Regions from separate parts of the Homo sapiens genome. Here region 2 is linked to region 1. A link is a loop called in an ENCODE intact Hi-C map of the cell type or tissue named here. Cell type or tissue: breast epithelium. All regions are shown on one strand. Each heading gives the region's core, and the rest is flanking DNA. Links, peaks and the distances in the headings are about the cores only. Region 1 has its middle 25 kb from the start of DNAJB6. Region 2 overlaps UBE3C (ubiquitin protein ligase E3C).

What was found. A loop is a pair of places that touch in the nucleus more often than their neighbours do. Peaks named below come from ENCODE experiments on the same cell type or tissue, not always from the same donor. Only the 100,000 strongest peaks of a DNase experiment are listed, where the experiment ranks them.
Region 2: it touches region 1 in a loop (19-fold over the local background); 1 of 110 quality-filtered maps calls a loop at or near these places.

The regions. Positions count from the first base shown.
Region 1 is chr7:157,308,869-157,314,242 of GRCh38, reverse strand. No RefSeq gene overlaps it. Among named protein-coding and RNA genes, the nearest start is that of DNAJB6, 25 kb to the left of the region's middle. RefSeq lists enhancers at 2,801-3,340, 3,341-3,882, 3,883-4,422, 4,423-4,964, 4,965-5,374 and a silencer at 3,634-3,928. In breast epithelium, for the core only: no CTCF peak of the experiment used is centred there; DNase peaks (open chromatin) are centred at 3,332, 3,802 and 4,085; H3K27ac peaks cover 3,086 bases.
Region 2 is chr7:157,228,649-157,234,022 of GRCh38, reverse strand. It overlaps UBE3C (ubiquitin protein ligase E3C), which reads right to left. Exons shown (of 23, transcript NM_014671.3): 18 at 2,696-2,943. Among named protein-coding and RNA genes, the nearest start is that of UBE3C, 92 kb to the right of the region's middle. In breast epithelium, for the core only: no CTCF peak of the experiment used is centred there; no DNase peak of the experiment used is centred there.

The sequences.
Region 1 (5,374 bases), core at 303-5,302:
CCCCCAGGAAGGCAGGGCAGGAGTCCTGCATCCTTGCCCAGCATGGCGGCCAGAAAGGTGAGAGCCAGCAGCCGCGGGCAGAGCCACAGGCGCGCTGCAGAGCCCGCTCCCAGGGCTGGGTCGGGTTTTTATTCTCTTCCCTCACACTCACCTCCAGTTCACTTTCTGATTCAGAGAATTGACGACGTGCACCTGCGCTGCCCCATGCAGCTCTGCCGCCTCACTCTCCATCCCCAGAGATGCTCAGCCTTCGGCGTGGTGGCACACAGTGGGCTTCCAATTGTTAAAAGAGGTTAAAGGTCACGGCAGTAACACCCAAGCCAGGGATACATGTGCAGCGGTAGGTTGCTCATCTGGCCATTAGCTGGATGGACACACGATGTGTGCTTACTGGAGGCAGGAGGCAGTGGACACAGGCACATAGCCTGCCTCTCCGGACCGGCTCGGCGAGATGCTTTCCTCACTTTAGGGCACGTACAACTCGGGGCAGTTCACGAGAGGGAGGCTCTTTTAAGTAAATCCAGACGTAATCGATACATTTTACTGATGACTTAACAGAAATTATATCAGAAAAAATGGACATTGTTGAAATAATTCCAATTTAGGAAGGCCATACTTTATTTTTTTGGAGACAGGGCCTGATTCTGTCACCCAGGCTGGAGTGCAATGGTGCGATCATGGCTCAGCCTCAACCTCCCAGGCTCAGGTGATTCTCCCACCTCAGCTTCCTGAGTAGCTAGGACTACAGGTGTGCGCCACCACACCTGGCTAATTTTCTGTATTTTTTTTGGTAGCTAGGTTGCCCAGGCTGGTCTCAAACTCCTGGGCTCAAGCAGTCCTCCCACCTCAGCTTCCCAAAGTGCTGGGATGACAGGCATGAGCCACCGTGCCCAGCCAGGCCATACTTTAAATAAGATTTGTTAAATAAAGTTTATAGGAGGTGTCATGAGCCGTGCAAGGTTGGAGATAACCAGGTCCTTGCATGTTTTGTCTTTCCACAGTGTCGGGCTTCTACTGATGCTGCCTCAATCACAAAAACCATGAGCTCCATGGAGTTCGTAAGGAGACAGTTCTCCTCACCACTTCCTGGTGAGTCCGTGGTCAGAGACGTGGGCACACAGGCTCAAGCCTCTCCACAGATCAGTCAATGTTGCAAACTGAACACGATAGTGTACTTTTTTTCTTGTTTTTTTTTCTATTTTATTACTGTTATTTAAAAAATAGAGACAGGGTCTCACTACATTGCCCAGGCTTGTCTCAAACTCCTGGAATCAAGCAATCCTCCCGCCTCAACCTCCCAAAGTGCTGGGGTTACAGGCGTGATCCACCGCACCTGACCTGTAATAGTATACTTAATCAATATAGAAATGTTATAGGTTAAACATTCCACAACTTTTTTTTTTTTTTTTTGAGACAGAGTCTCACTCTGTGGCCCAAGCTGAAGTGCAGTGGCATGATCTCGGCTCACTGCAACCTCTGCATTTTTAGTAGAGATGGGGTTTCACAATGTTGGCCATGCTGGTCTCAAACTCCTGACCTCATGATCTGCCCACCTCGGCCTCCCAAAGTGCTGGGATTACAGGTGTGAGCCACCGTGCCTAGCCTCCACATTTAAGTAACATTTAAAATCAAGAGGAAACGGAGGACCAGGCATGCTGGCTCACACTTGTAATTCCAGCACTTCAAGAAGCTGAGGCAGGTGGATCACTTGAGGTCAGGAGTTCGAGACCAGCCTGGCAAATATTGTGAAACCCCGTCTCTACTAAAAATACAAAAATTAGCCAGGCATGGTAACATGTGCCTGTAATGCCAGCTACTTGGGAGGCTGAGGCAGGAGAATCACTTGAACCTGGGAGGTAGAGGTTGCAGTGAGCTGAGACTGCACCACTGCACTCCAGCCTGGGCCACAGAGTGAGACTCTGTCTCAAAAAAAAAAAAAAGGAAAAAGAGGCAGCTAGGCAGGGTGGCTCACATCTGTAATCCCAGCACTTTGGGAGGCTGGGGCAGGATGTTCACTTGCGCTCAGGAGTTCAAGACCAGCCTGGACAACTTAGTGAGACCCTGTCTCTTTTTAATTTTTATTTTAAAAATAAAAAGAAATAAAGAGGAGCCAGGCACAGCAGCTCGTGTCTGTAATCCCAGCACTTTGGGAGGCCGAGGCGGGTGAATCACCTGAGGTCAGGAATTTAAGACCAGCCTGGCCAACATGGTGAAACCCCAACTCTACTGAAAATACAAAAATTATCTGGTCATGGTGGTGAGCTCCTGTAATCCCAGCTACTCGGGAAGCTGAGGTAGGAGAATTGCTTGAACCCGGGAGACAGACATTGCAGTGAGCCAAGATCACGCCACTGCACTCCAGCGGGGTGATAGAGCAAGACTCAGAAAGGAAGGAAGGACAGAAAGAAGGGAGGAAGGGAGGGAGGGTGAGAGGGAGTGTTAATGAACCAGTCCACAGGGCGAGAAGACAAAAGGAGTCCTGGTCTCTGCTGGGAGTGCAGTGGCAGGATCCCAAGTAGCTGGGATTACAGGCTGGAGTGCAGCGGCGTGATCTTGGCTCACCGCAACCTCCGCCTCCTGGGTTCAAGCGATTCTCCTGCCTCAGCCTCCCGAGTAGCTGGGATTACAGGCGCCCGCCACCACGCCCAGCTAATTTTTGTATTTTTAGTAGAGACGGGGTTTCTCCATGTTGGTCAGGCTGGTCTTGAACTCCCCACCTCAGGTGATCCGCCCACCTCAGCCTCCCAAAGTGCTGGGATTACAGGCACGAGCCAGCGCACCCAGGCTTATTTATTAAGCAAAATGCCTCATCCTTGTTGGCAGAGTTCCCCATGAAATAGAAAATGGAGTCTTTTTCCAAGATGGAGTTCGTTGTTTTTGTTTTTTTGAGACAGGGTCTCGCTCTGTCACCCAGGCTGGAGTGCAGTGGCACGATCTCGGCTCGCTGCAGCCTCTGCCTCCCGGATTCAAGCAATCCTCTCACCTCAGCCTCCCGAGTAGCTGGAATTACAGGTGTGCGCCACCCCGCCTGGCTAAGTTTTGTATTTTTAGTAGAGACAAGGTTTCACTGTGTTGCTCGGGCCAGTCTCAAACTCCTCAAGTGATCCGCCTGTCTCGGCCTCCCACAGTGCTGGGATTACAGGTGTGAGCCCCCGCCTGGCTTCAAGATGGAGTTAGTTATGTCAAGGCTGCACTATACAGGAGTGCACTGGTTTGGCCTGAGCTCCTGCTCTAGGCCTGGTAGACCAGCCCAAAACACAGCCACTCATGCTAGAGTTCCACGTCACCAAGCCAAAACTAACTTGTTCATCTCACCTTCCAGGAAACCAGGAGACAGGGAATAGCCCCAAGCCAGCCAGGTCTTGCCAGCATGATGAGGAAGTCCCCTCTGCTGGAACCTTCCAAGGAAAACCTCTTGGAAATGACCAATCTGCTTTTTGTTCTGTGTCTGCCTCCTCAGCCCCTTTCTGTTTACAGAACCAACCTCCTCTACCCAGCACGCAGGAGCCCTCGTTCTGTTTTATAGAATGGGGTGTTTCCCAGTTCTAGAATTGCAAATAAAGCCAAGTTTGTGGTAATTTTGTCTCTATCAAATTGAAAACAAGGAAACTTTCATTCTTTTTAATCTGGTACTTTTCCTCACTTCAGAGTGAAATAGTTTCAAATGGAAAAATCATGGCAATGATGCCTTCCATTCATAGGAAATGCAATCATAATGCTCTCATTGTTATTCTGCCAGTGGTGACAACTGCTCCTTGTGTGCTGTTAATGGAAGGGAACAATGGCTCCCATTCTGCGGGGCCTCAGGTGATCTAGGTAAGATGAACTAACCTGAGAGGCAAGGAAACCTCTCGTGTGGCTCTCACTCCACCAAGATACCAGATTGTGGCTGCTGGACCGACTCTGCATTCCTTTCCCTTTAGATTTATAATTTCAGTATGGGTCTCAGCCTTCTCCTCCACCAGCCGTAACATCCTCACTTCCTAGGCTCCCAGCCTCATTCATTTCCCAAATATTTATGTTATTACCACAATTTATGAGTCATGACTGTGGAGTCAGACAGAGCCCTGAACCCAGTTGGAGAATCTTTAAATACCTGAAGTTCCAAAGAACTGCAAATGCATCTGAAGCTGCGGAGAAATTTAACCGCAATCTTTGGGGGATGGCGGGGCTGGCCTCCCCAGAATGGCTGGACGATCTGAGAGCCATCTCCGTGTCCCTGATCAGGTGGTGGGTGCTCCCTGGTCTCGACCAGGGGTCTTTCTGGTCACTAGAGAACCCAGGGTACTGGGACGGAAACCTCAGCCCATTCGAGTTGGAAAGCATAACTTTTCCAAGTGGAAACTGCCAGTGTCCTCCAGGGAGCATCTTCCCTTTGTTCTTCAGAACTAAGCCCTGGGTTCTAGGTTCTTGGCTGGCATTGCTTGTGGCTGGGTGTGGCCACAGAACGAGGTCAGGCCCAGGGTTGAGCGTGATGCAGCAGAGGCCCATGTTTCACTGATTCTTCCCCTCCTGCAGCCTGAAATGTACAGTTGGGTCCCGAAGCCCCGGCCCTGTGTGAGCAGGGCTGCTGCCCAAGCCTCACCTACCTCCCTGCAGCTGTCTGGGTGAGAGAGGCAGGGACCGCAGTGTTAGGTGGGCTCCTGGTACCACGGGTCTCCGCTACTCACAGGTGGCCCCGTGTGTCCTACAGTGGGAAAGACCTCGCGATGAAGGAAAGTTAGGATCGAGTGTGGAAATGACAACATGACATGAGCTCGGAAAGGGCCAGCCCCTGTGACGAGTGCTGGGCAAAGAGAATTTACAACAAGCTGTCCAGCTGGAGGGAGGAAAAGCCTGTGCTTCCTTCCACCCCTGCTGGTTCTTTGGCTGGTCTAGGAATTAAATTGACATAGAACGGATTTAACAGGTGAAAATCATTCTAATTCCACACACATGCCTGGGAGTACTGTCAGAGGCATTTCACCCAGAGCGACTCCATCTGGAACAGGGGCTGGTAAAATGAGGCTGACACCTACTGGGCTGCATTCCCAGGAGGGTCAGCATTCCAAGTCACCAGATGAGATAGGAAGTGGCACAAGATACAGGTCACAAAGGCCTTGCTGATGAAACAGGATGCGGTAAAGAAGCCACCTAAGGCCGGGCGCGGTGGCTCACGCCTGTAATCCCAGCACGTTGGGAGGCTGAGGCAAGCGGATCAACTGAGGTCGGGAGTTCGAGACCAGCCTGACCAACATGGAGAAACCCCGTCTCTACTAAAAATACAAAATTAGCCGGGCGTGGTGGCGCATGCCTGTAATCCCAGCTACTAGGGAGGCTGAGGCAGGAGAATCGCTTGAACCCGGGAGGCAGAGGTTACAGTGAGCCAAGATCG
Region 2 (5,374 bases), core at 132-5,131, 80 kb after region 1:
ATAAAAAAATAGGCAATGGACTTGAATAGACATTTCTCAACAGAAGTCATGAAGCACATGAAAAGATGGTCAACATTATTAGTCACCAGGGAAATTAAAACCACAATGAGATACCAATTCCCACCCACTAGAATGGCTGTAATGAAAAAGACAACACTAAGTAAGTGCTGACAACGATGTGGAGTCACTGAAACCTTCACAAATTGTTGGTGGGATTGTAAAAGGTTGCAGACACTTTGACGTGGAGTACTGTATGACCTAACACTTCCATGTCTAGGTATATGCCCAAGAAAAACAAAAAACCTATGTCCAAATAACAGCTTGTATACAAATGTTTGCAGTAACATTATTCACAATAGCTAAAAGGTGGAAACAATGCAAATTCCCAATGCAAATGCACCACTGCACTCCAGCCTGGGATGAGTAAGTAAACAAAATGCGGTGACTGGGTGTGGTGGCTCACACCTGTAATTCTAGCCTTTTGAGAGGTTGAGGCAGGAGGATTGCTTGACGCCAGGAGTTCAAGACCAGCCTGGGCAACATGGCAAGACCCTGCCTCTACGATAAAATGAAATAATTAGCCAGGTGTGGTAGCAAGCAACGGTGGTCCCAGCTACTCGGGAGGCTGAAAGCAGGAGGCCTCCTTAAGCGCAGGACTGAGCCGTGTTTGTAGCAGTGCACTCCAGCCTAGGTGGCAGAGAAAGACCTGTTTCAAAATGAAAAAAACAAACCCCAAAGTGTGGTATATCCATACAATGAAATAAGATTTGGCCCTTCAAATGAGTGAAGCTCTGACATACTACGACATGAATGAAACCTGAAAACATGCTAAATCAAAGAAGCCAATCACAAAAGGTCACAAATTTATAGTTGATATAACAAATGATTCCACTTATATGAAATGTCTAGAAAAAAAAAAATCCATACAGACTGAAAGTAGACTAGTGGTTGGCCAGGGCTGGGGGAGGAAGGGCAGGATAGGGAGTGACTACCTAGCGTTTCCTTTTTGGGATGATGACATTGCTTCCAAGTTTGATATTGGTGATGGTCACATAACACAGTGAATATATTAAAAACCACTGAACTGTACACTTTAAAAGGTTCAATTTTCCATAATGTGAGTTATATTTTAATAAAACTGTTATGTAAAAGAAGTCCTAAAAGCACCACCTGTTTTGCAGGCACTGATTTTTCAATTAAGCTGCTTCTCAAAACAGGCGACTCCATGCACTATGCTTCTCGGAAAACAGAACCACCAATGAGACAAAGAAATTTTATTACAAAGTTGAAAATGATTATAGCTCTGATTCTTACAGAAATTAATCACAATAGCAACATTAATTTCTAATTTATTTAAGAATGCGAATAACAGGCCAGGTGCAGTGGCTCACGCTTGTAATCCCAGCACTTTGGTAGGACAAGGCAGGTGGACCACTTGAGGTCAGGAGTTAAAGACCATTCTGGACAACATGGTGGAAACCCCCATCTCTTCTAAAAATAGAAAAATTAGCTGGGCGTGGTGGTGCACACCTGTTGTTCAGGAGGCTGATGCAGGACAATCCCTTGAACCTGAGAGGTGGAGTTTGCAGTGAGCAGAGATGGCGCCACAGCACTCCAGCCTGGGCAACAGAGCAAGGAGAGACTCCGTCTCAAACAAACAAACAAACAAACTAATAACAATTCCTGAATACTCAACTTTATAAATGTCACCCTAACAGGTAGAGCTGTGTCCCCCCAAAAGACAAATTCAAATCCTAATCTGTGAATATAACCTTCTTTGGAAATGAGGTATTTGCAGATAACCAAATTAAGATGAAGTTACACTGGATCAGGGAAGACCCCAATACAATGACAGGTGTCCTTATTAAAAAAAATAAGGCAATGTTGGACAGAGACACTCAGGGAGAAGTCCACAGAGGCAGAGATCAAAATGATGAATCTACAAGCCAAAAAAGGTCAAGGGCTACTGGCAAAACCAGAAGAATGGATTCTTCTAGAGCCTCTAAAAAGGAATCTATGCTGCTGCTGACACCCTGAGTTTGGACTTCCAGCCTCCAGAACTGTCAAATAATAAATTTCAGTTTTTCTAAGCCTCCCTCCCCCCCCAAAGAGTGTGGTAATTTGTTGCGGCAGTCCTATTAAACTAATAGTCACTAGGCAGTAACTTACTGTCTTAGTCCGTTTTGACTGCTTATAACAGAAGACCTGAAACTGAGTAATTAATAAAAACTGAAATCCATTTCTTATAGCTGGAAGGCCAGGAGCCCATGGTCCAGAGGCAGCCCCTGGTGAGGTCTTCTCATTGGTGGGGACTCTGCAGAGTCCGGAGGCGGCACAGGGCATCACAAAGCTAGGGGCTCCCTCCTGTAAAAAGTCACCAGGGCCCTTCCCACAATAAACCACTCATCCATTCATGACGGCCGAGCTCACATGATCTAATCACCTCTTAAAGATTCCACCTCTGAATACTGGCACACTGGGGATCAAGTTTCAACATGAGTTTGGAGGGGACATTCAAACCATAGCACCTACTTACAACCATACAAATTTGTTTCGTGCAGTGCTTTTGCAACATTTAGCATCCAAATTTAAAACAAACAGTATTTTATGGTAAACCTGGATAACAACCACACATAAACATAAAATGTCAACATCTTTTGGTCCGAGGTCTATTTTTATATGAAGGTTACTTTACCTTTCCAAGCATTCTGCCTAGGAAGTAGTAATGTCTGGCAAAAGAATCTCCCACAAGCATCTGAGCAGCCGGGTTGGGGTACAGAAGCCCTTCATTAGTAGTCTTAAAGAACCCCTGGTTGGGGTTAAATCCTGACTTCAGTAGTTCATTTAAAAACTCTCTGAAAATACCACCACCATCAATGCCAGCTTCATCCAGGCCATGGGCATTGAGCAAGTGCACACGGATCCGCTTTTTCAAATCAGGCTCTGTTAAAAAAAAATGGGAGGGTGAGGAGGAAAGATGTTACAAGCAAGCAATAACATCAACTAGCCTTACAGGAAGGCTTAAGGAAGGGGTGTGAGGATCTTAGGGACATTTTAACATAGGACTCAAAACAGCAATGATATTATCATTATTTTTTGAGACAGAGTCTTGCTCCGTCACCCAGGCTGGAGTGCAGTGGCACGATCTCGGCTCACTGCAACCTCCGCCCCCACAAACTCTCAGGGAATTGGTCCTCCAGAATCTACAGCAAGCTTGTCCTCAACCTGCAGCCCACAGGCCGATGTGGCTCGGGATGGCTTTGAATGCGGCCCAATACAGATACCTAAATTCTTAAAACATTAGGAGGTTTTTTTTTTTTTTTTTTTTGAGACGGGGTCTGCCTCTGTCATCCAGGCTGGAGTGCAGTGGTGCCATCTCAGCTCACTGCAACCTCCGCCTCCCGGGTTCAAGTGATTCTTCTGCCTCAGCCTCCCAAGTAGCTAAGACTACAGGCGTGTGCCACCACACCTGGCTAATTTTTCTATTTTTAGTAGAGATGGGGTTTCACCATATTGGCCAGGCTGGTCTCGAACTCCTGACCTTGTGATCTGCCCGCCTTGGCTTCCCAAAGTGCTGGGATTACAGGCGTGAGCCACCGTGCCCGGCCTGTAATTTTTTTTTTTTTTCAAAAGCTTATCAGCTACTGTTAGTGTATTTTGTCTGTGGCCCAAGACAATTATTCCTCTTCCAATGTGGTTCAGGGAAGCCAAAGGATTGGACAACCCTGATCTACGTGATCTTTTAAAAGCTGTATTTGGCTGAAAAGGGGGGAAAATTACTGGTTATATAATTTGCTACGAAGAGTAAATTAAGGCCAGGTGCAGTGGCTCATGTCTGTAATCCCAGCACTTTGGGACGCTGAGGTGGGCGGATCGCCTTGAGGTCAGGAGTTCGAGACCAGCCTGGCCAACATGGTGAAACCCCATCCCTACTAAAAATATAAAAACTAGCCAGGCAAGGTGGCACATGTCTGTAATCCCAGCTACTTGGGTGGCTGAGGCCGGAGAATCACTTGAATCTGGGAGACAGAGGTTGCAGTAAGCCAAGATCGTGCCACTGCATCCCAACCTGCGTGACAGTCTCAAAAAAAAAAAAAATAAATAAATTAAAACATTGCACAGAGGCTCACTTCTGTAATCCCAGCACTTTGGGAAGCCAAGGCAGAAGGACTGCCTGAGGCCAGGAGTCCAAGACCAGCCTGGGCAACACTAGCAAGACCCTGTCTCTACAAAATATAAGAAAAGCTGGGCATGGTGGTATGTGCCTGTAATTCCAGCTACTCAAGAGGATCACTTGAGCCCAGGAGTTTGAGGCTGCAGTGAGCTATGATTGCACCACTGCACTCCAGCCTGGCTGAAAGTGAGACCCCCATCTCTAAAATAAAAATTTAAAAACCCCAAAAACAGGCCGGGTGCAGTGGCACATGCCTGTAATCCCAGCACTTTGGGAGGCCAAGGCAGGTGGGTCACCTGAGGGCAGGAGTTTGAGACCAGCCTGACTAACATGGTGAAACCCCGTCTCTACTAAATACAAAAAAAAATTAGCCGGGCGTGGTGGTGCATGCCTGTAATCCCAGCTACTCAGGAGGCTGAGGCAGGAGAATCGCTTGAACCCAGGAGGTGGAGGTTGCAGTGAGTCAAGATTGTGCCATTGCACTCCAGCCTGGGCAACAAGAGAGAAGTTCCATTTCAAAAAACAAACAAACAAAAATCCAAAACCAAAAAAAACACAAGGTGGACCAAGTTAAGATGTGCTCTGATAAACAGGCTGAATCAGAGAACAGCTTTGGGGAAGTAAGTGAAATGTCCTTTATCTTTCCCTAAGAATGTTCTACAGGTGCTTTGCAGAAAAGATAGGGGGAAGGAGAGGGGACGAGAGTTGGGGACAGGCTGCTGCATGAAGTCAGGGGAAAGCAACCGCACGTAGTGTACATTCGACACTTTCACAGGCCCCATGCGCTGCTGCCCTCTGTTGGCTTTGGTGCATAGTCACCCAAACATATCTGCCCTGGAGCATCTCAAGGGACATGTAACCTCTAGAAGCATTCTGGAAAAGGGGTTTAGCAGAATGTTTGATAGAGCCTCCATGCAATCTCCTCAAAACCCTGTCTATCCCTAGATTGCTATGTACACGTGTCAGTAATTTTGAAGTTACCGTACCTGGAGTGTAAATAGTCTATGATATGTGTCAAATAGGGCAAATACAATTTACTGGACTGACTGAGGCTTACAGCCACCACACAGAAATACCAAGTTCCCATTCACTGAGCAGTGGTCGCTGACTGAATGGACAAGATGGGGCCACTCTGCACAGCAGCAGGGATGCAGTGCTGCCCTGCCGTGCCCGCCACCTCTGGGTCAGTGTCCGTGTCAC